Linked DNA regions of Homo sapiens: region 1 is linked to region 2. Evidence: read pairs that join two places in POLR2A ChIA-PET (ENCODE). Cell type or tissue: OCI-LY7. All regions are shown on one strand. Each heading gives the region's core, and the rest is flanking DNA. Links, peaks and the distances in the headings are about the cores only. Region 1 overlaps ZBTB24 (zinc finger and BTB domain containing 24). Region 2 has its middle 22 kb from the start of SEC63.

The links. Peaks named below come from ENCODE experiments on the same cell type or tissue, not always from the same donor. Only the 100,000 strongest peaks of a DNase experiment are listed, where the experiment ranks them.
Region 1: POLR2A ChIA-PET joins it to region 2 with 5 read pairs; 1 of 35 experiments calls an interaction of 5 or more read pairs at or near these places.

Annotation. Positions count from the first base shown.
Region 1 is chr6:109,459,311-109,463,310 of GRCh38, forward strand. It overlaps ZBTB24 (zinc finger and BTB domain containing 24), which reads right to left. Exons shown (of 7, transcript NM_014797.3): 7 at 3,284-4,000. It also overlaps a transcript of MICAL1 not described here. Among named protein-coding and RNA genes, the nearest start is that of MICAL1, 5.5 kb to the left of the region's middle. In OCI-LY7, for the core only: no CTCF peak of the experiment used is centred there; no DNase peak of the experiment used is centred there; H3K27ac peaks cover 1,715 bases.
Region 2 is chr6:107,975,621-107,984,412 of GRCh38, forward strand. No RefSeq gene overlaps it. Among named protein-coding and RNA genes, the nearest start is that of SEC63, 22 kb to the left of the region's middle. In OCI-LY7, for the core only: CTCF peaks have their summits at 4,892 and 5,095; a DNase peak (open chromatin) is centred at 4,851.

The DNA.
Region 1 (4,000 bases), core at 1-4,000, 1.5 Mb after region 2:
GTGGAGAAAGCCCAGCAGGAGGTGGTAGAAAGGATCAATCAGGTCTTTGTCAGGAGTACAGGCAAGTGACATGGTATAGTGAGGATGGGAGAAGTGGATGGAGTCAAAAGATATTTCAAGGTGAAACTGACATAACATGGCCATGAATTGGGTGTGGGGGTCAGGTGGGCCCCTTCAAGAATGACACCCAGCTTTGTCTCTTGGCTTGGAGTGGGTAAATCACAAACTTGGGGCCCCCATTCTTTCCTATTTTTCCTTCCCACCTTATTCCTCTGTATGCTGCTTTTTACTCAATACCTTCCCCAGAAGTCAAAGCACAATTATGATTTCATAGATTCTGAGATAACACAAGGACTCTACCTTGAGAGGCTGCAAAGATTAAACACATAAATAGGTTCAGGATCAGTTAAATACTTGCCCATATTTTTGTAATAAGACTGCCTTTGCCCTTCAAACACTAAGATTATAAGAAACATTTATCCAGAAGCCACTTAATTAACCAAACTAAAATTATCTTGACAGGTGGATTTTTAAAATGTAGTTTTGTTTTTAACTCTGATTTAGTCTAAGGAAGCTTCAGTTTGACTTTTCATTTAACAAGGATAGTCATATGAATGAACTAAAACCAATACCCAAACTATTCTTTTGGAAAATCATCTTTGAATTATATTTAAAGTGACATATTATGGATATTATGAATTCAGAATAAAAGTTCTCTATCCTGACCCCTGCTCAAATTTTTTCCTTTTTTCACACTTCACACTGAATATAGTACCACTTTTCAGACTCATAAAAAAGCTAAGATCCCTTGCTGTTACCAAAATGTGTTTAAATTCCTACATTTTGTATTACTGAGAATGTGGGCTGAGTACAGTGGCTTGTGTCTATAATCCCAGCACTCTGGGAGGCTGAGGTGGGAGGATCACTTGAGCTCAGGAGTTTGAGACCAGCCTGGGTAACGTAGTGAGACCTTGTCTCTAAAAAAAAATCTAAAAATTAGCTGAGTGTGGTGGTGGTGCATGCCTGTGGTCCCAGGTACTCAGGAGGCTAAGAGGCTGTAGTGAGCCATGATCATGCCACTGCACTTCAGCCTGTGACAGAGCAAGACCCTACGTAAAAAAAAAAAAAAAAAAAGAAATGTAATCGAATGAGCTTTAGTTTAAAAGCTGTTGATGTCCCATGTTTCAAGTTAGAATGAAATATATATATAAATACACACACACACACACACACACACACACTCCAGTAAGCTAAAGTCTTTTGCTGCTTAATTATGTGTAAAGGATTTGAGAGCAGGATAAACTATCACAACATTCCAGCTTCTTTTAGAGGTCACTCCTTGAGAGCTGCTATTTACAAAAGGCAAGGCAAGCAGATTTTTCACAGGTCATTCCTCTTTATCTGCTATTTACAAAAGCAAAACAAAGAGTTTTCTTTCAATTCTTAAGAGTTTAGGCTTAAGTTTAGAAACTGAAAATGAAATTTTACCTTAATGCTTATTAAGGATAACAAAAATAAAACAAACCTACCCTAAACTTAAAATATCCTCAGTCAAAAATTTGAAAAAAGGGCTCACTTACAGAGGCTCCTGTTAACTAAGACATTTTCACCTTACCAGTAACTTTCATCCAACTGGCAAATTTCGATTAAGCTTTTTTTTAAATTATACTTTAAGTTCTAGGGTACATGTGCACAACATGCAGGTTACATAGGTATACATGTGCCATGCTGGTATGCTGCACCCATCAACTTGTCATTTACATTAGGTATTTCTCATAATCCTATCCCTCCCCCAGCCCCCCACCCTATGACAGGCCCTGGTATGTGATGTTCCCTGCCTTGTGTCCAAGTGTTCTCATTGTTCAATTCCCATCTATGAGTGAGAACATGTGGTGTTTGGTTTTCTGTTCCTGTGTTAGTTTGCTGAGAATGATGATTTCCAGTTTCATCCATGTCCCTGCAAAGGACATGAACTCATCCATCCTTTTTTATGGCTGCATAGTATTCCATGGTGTATATGTGCCACATTTTCTTACCAATTAAGCTTTAAATCAATAGTAGTGAAACACTAACATGATTATATGGTAGTTACTGAATTTCTGTAGACCGTAACTTTCACTACTATTGTTTTATGTAAAAAAGTTATAATTGTATGCAGGTGGCACATGCTTGTAATCCCAGCACTTTAGGAGGCCAAGGTGGGAGGACTGCTTGAGGCCAGGAGTTTGAGGCCAGCCTGGGCAATATAGTGAGACCCTGTCTCCACTTAAAAAAAGAAAAAAGTATGCTATAATTCCAGACATAGACCCTCAATTTTAGTCAAAAACTTCTATTACATTAAGCAGGTCACATTCTTTAATTAGTAAGTTCTTATTAAATATGTAATTTTTAATAAGAACTTAATAAGTGGGAAATAAATTATGTATTTAATAATAAATAAGAAATTACTTATTTAATAAGAAAATTGTCCTTTTCTTTTGGTTCTATTAACCTTGGGAATAAGAAATCCAGCTTAAAGTTTTAAAAGCCTGTGCCCTAGTTCTGGTTCTACCACTTACTGTATGACATTTGGCAACAGACTTTCTCTTTGGGCTCCATGTTCTCATCTGTCCAATAAGCATAATAATTACTCACCTCACCAGAATGTCATGAAGATTAAGATGAGACATGCTTCCAGTGGTTAAGGTGTGTCCCAGACACTGCTCCCCTCCTCACTCAGATGCCAGTTGTTAGGAGGTAAATTGTGTCCCCCTACTCCAAATTCACATGTTGATGTCCTAATACCCAGCATCTCAGAATGGGATTGTATTTGAAAAGATGATTAAATGAGGACATTAATGTGGGCTGATCCCATACAACTGGTGTTCTTAAAAGAGAGTAAGACAGAGGGAAGGACATGTGAAGATACAGGCAGGGGAAGACAACTAGAAGGGAGGCCTCAGAAGAAACCAACCCCACTGACACGTTGATCTTGGACTTTCTATTTTTTCAGTCACCCAGTCTGTGGTATTTGTTATGGTAGTCATGGCAAACTAATATACCAGTCATGAACAGAGGGGACTGGAGTCCTCCAACCAGAGGGTGCTATATTGTAAATCTGTGTGCCATGACATGGAAGATGTTTGAGACCCAGTAAGATATGATACAGATTTAACAGACCTGGCTTGGCTCCTGGACAATAGTAAGGACTCCATATTTGGAAGATATTGTTACATTCCCATTTATGAAAACCTAGATAAGCATCTATAATGAGAATCCTAGGTAAGCATTTATAATGAGAATCTTTTTTCATTCCTCAGCATCATTTAATCTGTTGCTCACAACATTTATAACACAAGAACCAACTGTAGAAAATACAGAGTAGAGGTGAGTTTCAAGAAGCACTGGGCAAGCACTTGAATAACTGATTTTGATGGTAAGAGCTCCAATCATCCCAAGGCAGACCCTCTTCTGGGAGAAAACCAAAGATTCACCTTCAAAACGAGGTGTTTCAGGAGCCCCAAAGCATAACATTCTATTTCCTAAGAAACACACTCTATATTTCTGTTAAAACAATTTAAAAAATGGTACACATTTAGTAGAAAATGAATTGTGAAACACTGCACTAGCAACATCATTTCTCAAGGACACATGAGAAGTACTTTCATGTTCACGACATTTCTTTTGGGTACTCAAGTCATTTAACTTTTTTTTTTGAGACGGAGTCTCGCTCTGTCGCCAGGCTTGAGTGCAATGGCGTGATCTCAGCTCACTGCAGCCTCCGCCTCCTGGGTTCAAGTGATTCTCCTGTCTCAGCCTCCCGAGTAGCTGGGATTACAGGGGTACACCACCACGCCCAGCTAATTTTTGTATTTTTAGTAGAGATGGGGTTTCACTATGTTGGTCAGGCTGCCCTCGAACTCCTGACCTCGTGATCCGCCCACCTTGGCCTCCCAAAGTGCTGGGATTACAGGCATGAGCCTCCACGCCCGGCGTCATTGAACTTTTTTATTCAAAGGGG
Region 2 (8,792 bases), core at 2,480-6,479:
ATTCTTCTGCCTCAGCCTCCTCAGTAGCTGGGACTACAGGTGTGTGCCACCATGCCTGGCTAATTTTCTTTTGTATTTTTAGTAGAGACAGAGTTTCGCCACATTGGCCAGATTGGTCTCAAACTCCTGATCTCAGACGATCCTCCTGCCTTGGCCTCCCAAAGTGCTGGGATTACAGGCATGAGCCACCGTGCCTGGCCCCTAAACTGTTTTTAATTCCTATGATTAATGTGGTTATAAATAAGCTTGGCAAGAAAAATACTTAGTATAATTTATCATCTCAAGAGATAAAAGTATAAAAGTACAAAACTTTAAAATAATGCTCCTTAAAAACATAAGCTCTAATTCTGAATATGCCATTAACTAACTTTGTGACCTTGGACAAGTCACATCACTTTGCACTTTACAATTGAGTGTGTTTGTTTTATCATCTACAAAATGATATAATATTACACACTTTATCCCCTTTACAGGGATACTATGAAGGTCAAATCAGATTACATTAAAATAGTGATAATTACTTACATTTGCATAGTACTTTATCATCCACAAAACATTTCTGCATATATTATTGCATTTGCATGAAAGAGCTTTGAAAAGTTATAGTGTTATAAAAGGACAGTGCCTCTGTTTGAATACCAGCTCCATCTTTCTCTCCTTCAAATTGCTAATCAGTAAGATGAGGCTAGTAGTAGCATCTGCCTCATAGGTTGTTGAGAGGATTACATAATATGCTGCATAGGCAGCTGTGGACTCAGGGCCTGCATAAATAAATATTCAGACCGGGCACAGTGGCTCACACCTGCAATCCCAGTACTTTCGGAGGCTGAAGTGGGAGGACTGCTTGAGCCCAGGAGTTTGAGACCAGTCTGGGCAATAGAGTGAGACCTTGTTTCTACAAAAAGATTTTAAAAATTAGCCAAGCATGGTGACGCATGCCTATAGTCCCAGCTACTCAGGAGGCTGAGATGGGAGGGATCGCTTGAGCCCAGGAGGTCAAGGCCACAGTGAGCAGTGACTGCACTACTATACTCCAGCATGAATGACAGAGTGAGACCATGTCTCAAAAAAAAAAGGAAGAAAGAAATATTCAACAAAATCCACTTTGTTGAATATTTATGTTAATACTCAATGTTAAAAAATGCAAATGTCACCTCCTAAAGGCCTTTCAGGCCTCTTCATCTAAAACAGTGCCCTCCTTCTGCCATCACTTTCCAGTTCCTTGCCCTGGTTTATTTTTCTGAGTAACACTTTATGATATAAAGTAACTACTTTATATCATATTTGCTTAAAATCTCCATGAAGACAGAGATTTTGTCTGTCTTGTTTACCTCTCTATTCAGGATAGTAGATACTCAATAAATATTTATTGATTGAATGAAGTTAGTTATCATAATTGCTATTGTTATTATTACCTAATGTCCCTTCCTCACTTTGCCTTCGACTGTCTTGTATCATCGAGGGCATTAGAAATATTCTCTCTGGCCGGTGCAGTGGCTCATGGCTGTAATCCCAGCACTTTGGGAGGCCGAGGTAGGTGGATTGCTTGAGCCCAGGGGTTTGAGATCAGCCTGGGCAACATGGCAAAACCCCATCTGTACCAAAAATATAAAAATTAGCCAGTCTCATAACCTGGTCTCAAAATAAACAGAAAAAAATGTTTAAAGAAATATTCTCTCCAAGTTTTCAAGAACTACTTAAATCAAGCAATTACCAGGTTGTTGCTGTCTTCCCAGGAATTTTTATTTTCTAGTATGGAGGACCACCAGCAGATGGCAATCAAGGAATACAAAAATCTGAGTTTATCCTATTTAGGAAGATTTTGGTAAATAGATTTAAGAATCATAAGATGAGCTGGGCACGGTGGCTCACACCAAAGTAATCCCAGCACTTTGGGAGGCTAAAGCAGGAGGATTGCTTGAAGCCAGGAGTTTGAGACCAGCCTGGGCAATATAGCAAGACCTCATCTCTATAACAACAACAATTTTTTTTTTTTTTTTTTTTTGCAGGGGTGAGGAATCTCACTCTGTGGCCCAGGCTGAAGTGCAGTGGCTCAATCTCAGCTCACTGCAACCTCCACCTCCCAAGTAGCTGGGATTACAGGCGCCACCCACCATCACACCCAGTTAGGTCTTTTGTTTTTTCGTTTTTTGTATTTTTAGTAGAGATGGGGTTTCCCATGTTTGCCAGGCTGGCCTTGAACTCCTGACCTCAGGTGATCTCCCCGCCTCGGCCTCCCAAAGTGCTGGGATTATAGGCGTGAGCCACCACACCTGGCCTCCATTTTTTTTTTTTTTTTTTTTTTTAGGAATCATAAGATGATAAATTTAAGGTAAGCAGACCACTGTATTCTACCTCTTGAATATCGGCTCTTCTCAGAGCCAGTTTCTCATGCCCCAAACACATCTTCTACCAGTGACTAGAATTAATGTCTAACCTCAAAAAAGTCACCGAAACAAATTATAAGATCCTTTAGGTAATCTAGCGGAAACTTAGGCCTGGTGTGGTGGCTCACACCTGTAATTCTAGCACTTTGGGAAGCCAAGGTGGGAGGATTCCTGGAGCCCAGAAGTTCAAGAACAGCCTGAACAACGAAGCAAGACCCCATCTGTAATTTTAAAAAATTAAAACAACAAAAACAAAGACAAATGGAAACTTTAGTTATTCTATGTAAAAATGAATTAGTAGAATTTGTTTTTATTTAGGTATTATATTTCCTTTTGATTTCCTGCTTACATCTTGAGCCAAGGTACATTTTCTTTGGTATGTAAAAAAATGAACATTTGTGTAAATGCTTTTCCAATGGTAGAAAACTTATAGTTCTGGCAGAATAGAGCTGCAAAATTATCAGAGGGAAGGAATTTGCTGATAACATTCCAGTACATGTACATGGGGATGGGGAAAGGGAGTTCACAGCAATTTTACAACTTTAAGAAAAACGAATTTTACAACTGGTTTTACAAAAATAGGAATTTCTTTTCTTTTTTTTTTTTTTGAGACAGAGTTTCGCTTTTGTTGCCCAGGCTGGAGTGCAATGGCACGATCTTGGCTCACCACAACCTCCGCCTCCTGGGTTCAAGCAATTCTCCTGCCTCAACCTCCCAAGTAGCTGGGATTACAGGCATGTGCCACCACGCCAGGCTAATATTTTTTTTTTTTTTTTTTTGAGACGGAGTCTCGCTCTTTCGCCCAGGCCGGACTGCAGTGGCGCTATCTTCGCTCACTGCAACCTCTACCTCCCAGGTTCACGCCATTCTCCTGCCTCAGCCTCCCGAGTAGCTGGGACTACAGGCGCCCGCCACCGCGCCCGGCTAATTTTTTGTATTTTTAGTAGAGATGGGGTTTCACCGTGTTAGCCAGGATGGTCTCGATCTCCTGACCTCGTGATCCGCCTGCCTCGGCCTCCCAAAGTGCTGGGATTACAGGTATGAGCCGCCGCCCCTGGCCCTTTTCTCTTTTTTTGCACTTTGCTTCTGAAGACGTGTTAGAGAGTAGGTGTTCAATTAAATCAAACACTCTCAATAGGGTAATAGAAGACTTTGTCCTTGTTGACGAATACTGGTATCTATGCTTTCCATTTGCTAAAATTGCTCTGAGTTTCCAGGGAGAGTTGCAGTGTGGTCAAGCCTACAGAATGCTAATACTGCTAATTTTTCTGTTAGGTTGAAACAAAGAGAATTTCAGTTTATAGTTTACAGCTCAAATATATTTGATGGCATAACAAAACCCCTTGAAATATGGCTGGTACTTCATTGTAGAAGATGATTAACCTGTCTTGTTTCATTTTGTTTTGTTTGACGATACCTTTACCAGAAAAAAGCCTCATAAAACACTTTAAAAAACAAACAAACATTGTACCTGGAGAGTGTGGGGAATGTCCAGTATTTAAGAGAAGTTATGAACAATAAATAATATTTTTGGACTTCTGCTATGTATTAGGCAATATTATCTTAAGACAGACAAATTATTTAGCCCATATATATAGATTAGGCAATTAAGGAGCAGTGAGATTCATAGTTTGCCAAGGTTACATGAGCTGAGATTGGAACCAGGCCTATTTGGGTAAATGTAAGCACTTCCCTGCACTATAATTAATTGTTGATCTTATTCTAACAAATGGTGTTAAACACTTGGAACTTCCTAGTTAATGCAGAAATTTAACCAAATCACCTGGGAAACTGTTAAAAATTTAGAGTCCCAGACCATATCCCTAGAGATACTAATTCAGAAAATCTGGTGTGGGGCCTAGGAATCTGAGGTGTGTTTTTGTTTATTTGTTTATTTTTATTTATTTATTTTTTTGAGACAAGAGTCTCACTTTGTTTCCCAGGCTGGAGTGCAGTGGGGCAATCCTGGCTCACTGCAACCTCCGTCTTCCGGGTTTAAGCGATTCTCCTGCCTCAGCCTCCTGAGTAGCGGGGATTATAGGCATGCAGCACTATGCCCAATTTTTATATTTTTAGTAGAGACAGGGCTTCACTGTTTGTTGGCTGGGCTTGTCTCAAACTCCTGACCTCAAGCTATCTGCTCGTGTCGGCCTCCCAAAGTGCTGGGATTACAGGCATGAGCCACCGTGCCTGGCCAGGAATCTGAGTTTTTAACAAGCTCTCCAGTGATTGTGCTGCAGGCACTCTTCTGACCTCAAACACTTTGAGAAAGCACAGGCCCAACCCTGTGGACCTTAAAGAACAAAGAATTCTTTGAGAACCTGATGAAAGCTCTAGACCATTTTCTAGATAAATGCACATTTCACATCCCCAAATTTTACCTACAACTTAAGAGGGTTCACAGACACTCTGGACCTATGGATGCTTGGTCTCTTTCCTGTCCCAGTTGAAACTGGCCTGATAAGGAACCTCTTCCACCTCTCCACCGAGAGAGGTCACTCTTCAGCCTCAAACAGCCTCCCTGTTTTTTCTTTTTTTCTTTCTTCTTAACTACAAAGGGAAGAGTTTTCCAGGAAAATGAAGTGACTGTTGTTTGAAAAGGAGCTTCATCTTATAAATAGAGCAGCCTCTGCTGCTGTGCTTCCAAAAGTTAAGCTGAAACAGGATAATAGTGTTATCTGCAATCAGGATGAAGGCCAATCTGGATAAAGGTGTTGGGATTAAAACCAACAGCAGGGACCAAAGATTAATAAGGGCACAACCAGAAGAAAGAATCATTAAATTTATTTTCTCAAGAAGCCCTTTCTCTAATGTCTTTTCAGACTCTAGGTTTTCTCTTAGGTCTTTTATTTTATTTTATTTATTTTTTTGAGACGGTGTCTCCTCTGTCGCCCAGGCTGGAGTGCAGTGGCACAATCTCGGCTCACTGCAACCTCCACCTCGCGGGTTCAAGTGATTCTCCTGCCTCAGCCTCCCGAGTAGCTGGTACTACAGGCTCATGCCATCACCCCCAGCTAATTTTTTTTATTTTTGTAGAGATGGGGTCTCACTATGTTGCCCAGGCTGGTTTTAAACTCCTGGGCTCAGGCTCTCCTCCCACTTCAGCCTCCCAAAGTGCTGGAATTACAGATGTGAGCCACTCACCTGGCGAGGTTTCCATTTTTAAGCTAATCTTTGCATCTTTAAATAACTCAAGACTGATGCAGCCCATCTTTTAAAACATAGCTAATATTGATAGAGTCCTCAAAAGTTTGCTTGTGATATGTTCTGGATTCTGTAACATCGAAAAGGTGTAAGGAGAACATATAAACCAGGAGCTGTAAACCAGGGGCTCCAGACACAGATCCAGAGAAGTTGATAGATAGATAGATAGAAGTTAAGGAAGAAGTGTTGTTTCTGCAAGCACCCTGGTATTGTTCATAAATTTCGTGTGTTTATGTACTTTTGGGGGGAGAGATTCAATGGCTTTCATCAAATGCTTAAGGGAATCTTCAACTAAAATTTTAAAAGTAATCACTTATAAAAGAGTCTTATCTCACAAGGACTAGACAAGCAAACAGGCAGCAAAGCTTGTGGCACAGGCATAGTGACCACTGACTTAAAGTGGCCTATGCACCGTTGTCAAAACACCTGTCACGATTTTGGTTTATATTTGGGACATTCTGCCAGAAGGACCACTTGTTCAGAAACACGTCCTCCCTGGCTGGGTGCAGTGGTTCACGACTATAATCCCAGCACTTTGGGAGGCAGAGGCAGGAGGATTGCTTGAGCTCACGAGTTGAGACCAGCCTGGACAACATAGTGAAACCTCATCTCTACTAAAAAAAAAAAAAAAAAAGAAAGAAAGAAGCATGTCTTCCCTGATGTAGGAAGAGAAGCATGTTTTTTAGAGCCAGAAAAACCTGTTGAATGACAAGGACAGATGATACAAATTCTCCTGGACTCCTAATGCGATTTAAAATCAGGAATGATAATTTCTAATTCATCAGATTGCTGGGAGGTATCAGTGAAATGCCGCATGTAAAGCTCCTCGCACAGTGTCTGGCATAGGTGAGCACTCAGGAGTGTTATTGTCCCTCTTCCTCACCACCACACTAAGATTCTCCATGATGGGAATGCTGAGAACAAGCAATCTGCTGCTAGGATGGGGCTGCACCTGGTCAGACCGACCCGAAATCTGGTCTAGGAAACCTGAGGGAAAACAGATTTGTTTGGAAATTCCTATTTTCAGGTCTCTCACCGGAAGTCACAAGTGATGAAAATACATCATTCTTGTCCTTGAAGTTGTTGGACCCTAAGAGGGCAGATGGTACAAACAGTAAGTTAGCAGCGGCCACAGGGCACAGGACACTCACAGCACATGAATAAGCAGAAATACTCTACGCGCTTGATTAATAACAGGTTGTGATAGACAGGACAAAACCACATGGAGTTGACTTAGGAGGTATTCATGAAGGAAATGATTATTGAGCGATATTTTTAAGGTGGGGGAAGGGATATCATTTAGGAGAAAGAAAGAAAGAGGGGAGAAAGCTGAAAAGGTAGGAGAGAGTGCCATTGGGGCAGGCTTAGGAGCAGATTTGCAGGGCAGCAGGGAAGCCATGCTTGAGGGCCTGTGAAAAGATGACAGCAGTTAGGTGTGGGGGAAGGGAGGTAGCTAATTGGTAGAGACCCTTGAAGCCTGTGATTAGGAGTTTTAATTTAATTCAAGAGGCAATTGGAGCTATTGCAGGCTGCTAAGAAGGGGAGTGATATGATCAAAATGATGCTTGAGGACAACGGTTCTTGCTGTTCTGGCTGCTGTGAGCAGAGTGGATTAGATGAAGGAGATCCTCAGGCTGGGGGTGCTGATCTGAGGCTGTTTCACAAACCAGGTGTGAGGGGACGTGGCCTAGAACAGGATTCTGGGGATGGGGTAGAAGGAGCAGAGCTCGAATATGTTATGTGGGATAAACATTCATTCATTCTTAGAACCGGGCACTGGGTTGGACACTGGATATCGTGGGGCACAGAGGCTAAGATCAGGGGAGACAATTAAGCTTTGTTAATATTGTAGGATTGAAGTTCTGTGACCATTAAATCAGAGAAATGTGGGAGCACATAGCAGGAGCAGCACCTCACTGAGTCATGGGGAGGGACACGGGGGTCAGGGAAGTCTTCCTTGAGAAAGTGGTGTTTAAACTGGGCACTTAAAAAAGAATCAGGAGCGAGGGTAGTGGCTCACTCCTGTAATCCCAGCACTTGGGGAGGTCGAGGTGGATAGATCATTTGAGGTCAGGAGTTTGAGACCAGCCGGACCAACATAGTGAAACCCCACCTCTACTAAAAATACAAAAATTAGCTGGGCATAGTGGCACGCACCTATAGTCCCAGCTACTTGGTAGGCTGACGCAGGAGAATCACTTGAACCCGGGAGGTGGAAGTTGCAGTGAGCTAAGATTGCATCACTGCACTCCAGCCTGGGCAACAGAGTGAGACTGTCTCAAAAAACAAAAAACAAAAAACAACAAAAAAAAAAACAGAATCAGGCTGGGCTCGGTGGCTCATGCCTGTAATCCCAGCACTTTGGGAGGCTGAGGTGGGTAGATCATTAGAGATCAGGAGTTCGAGATCAGCTTGGCCAACGTGGTGAAACCCCATCTCTACTAAAAATACAAAATTAGCTGGGCATGGTGGCGGGCGCCTGTAATCCCAGCTACTCGGGAGGCTGAGGCAGGAGAATTGCTTGAACCCAGGAGGTGGAGGTTGCAGTGAGCCGAGATTGTGCCACTGCACTCCAGCCTGGGCAATAGAGTGAGACTCCATCTCAAAAAAAAAAAAAAAAAAAAAAAAAAAAAAAGAATCAGATCTCAACTGAGTAAGAAGTCATTGGGGAAATGTTACAGGCAGGGAGCCTCAAGATAAAAAGGCAGGGGTAGCCACAAGGGAAGGGAAGAATGACTCCAGGAGAGGCTCAAGGGGGCAAGCAAAGGGGGAGCAGACCGAGAAAGGCCTTTATTTTGCAATATGGGTTGTGGACTTTATCCTAAGGGCCGTGAAGGGCCATAAAAGATGAACGATTCATGTTTCATTTTAACAAAATCCCTCCAGCTATGTTGTGGAGGAAATGTATTGCCGGAGGTTAGGATGGGAATCTACCTGGGAGACATGTTGTCATAGTTTAGGGGAGAGGTGATTGGGAAACTGAGATAGATACATGTGATGGATTCAAGAGATATTTAGGATATAGAACTTAGGGGATGAGAAAAAGATTGAGAGAAGAGAAGGAAGGCAAGAGTATAAGAACAGATGTCATCAGCCCAGGGAGGGAAGAGGTATTGTTTAGGGTCACACAGCCAGCCTGTGGAAGTATCAGTATTAAAATCCAAGTCTCTAGTATTTAAAACAATAACAACTATATATATA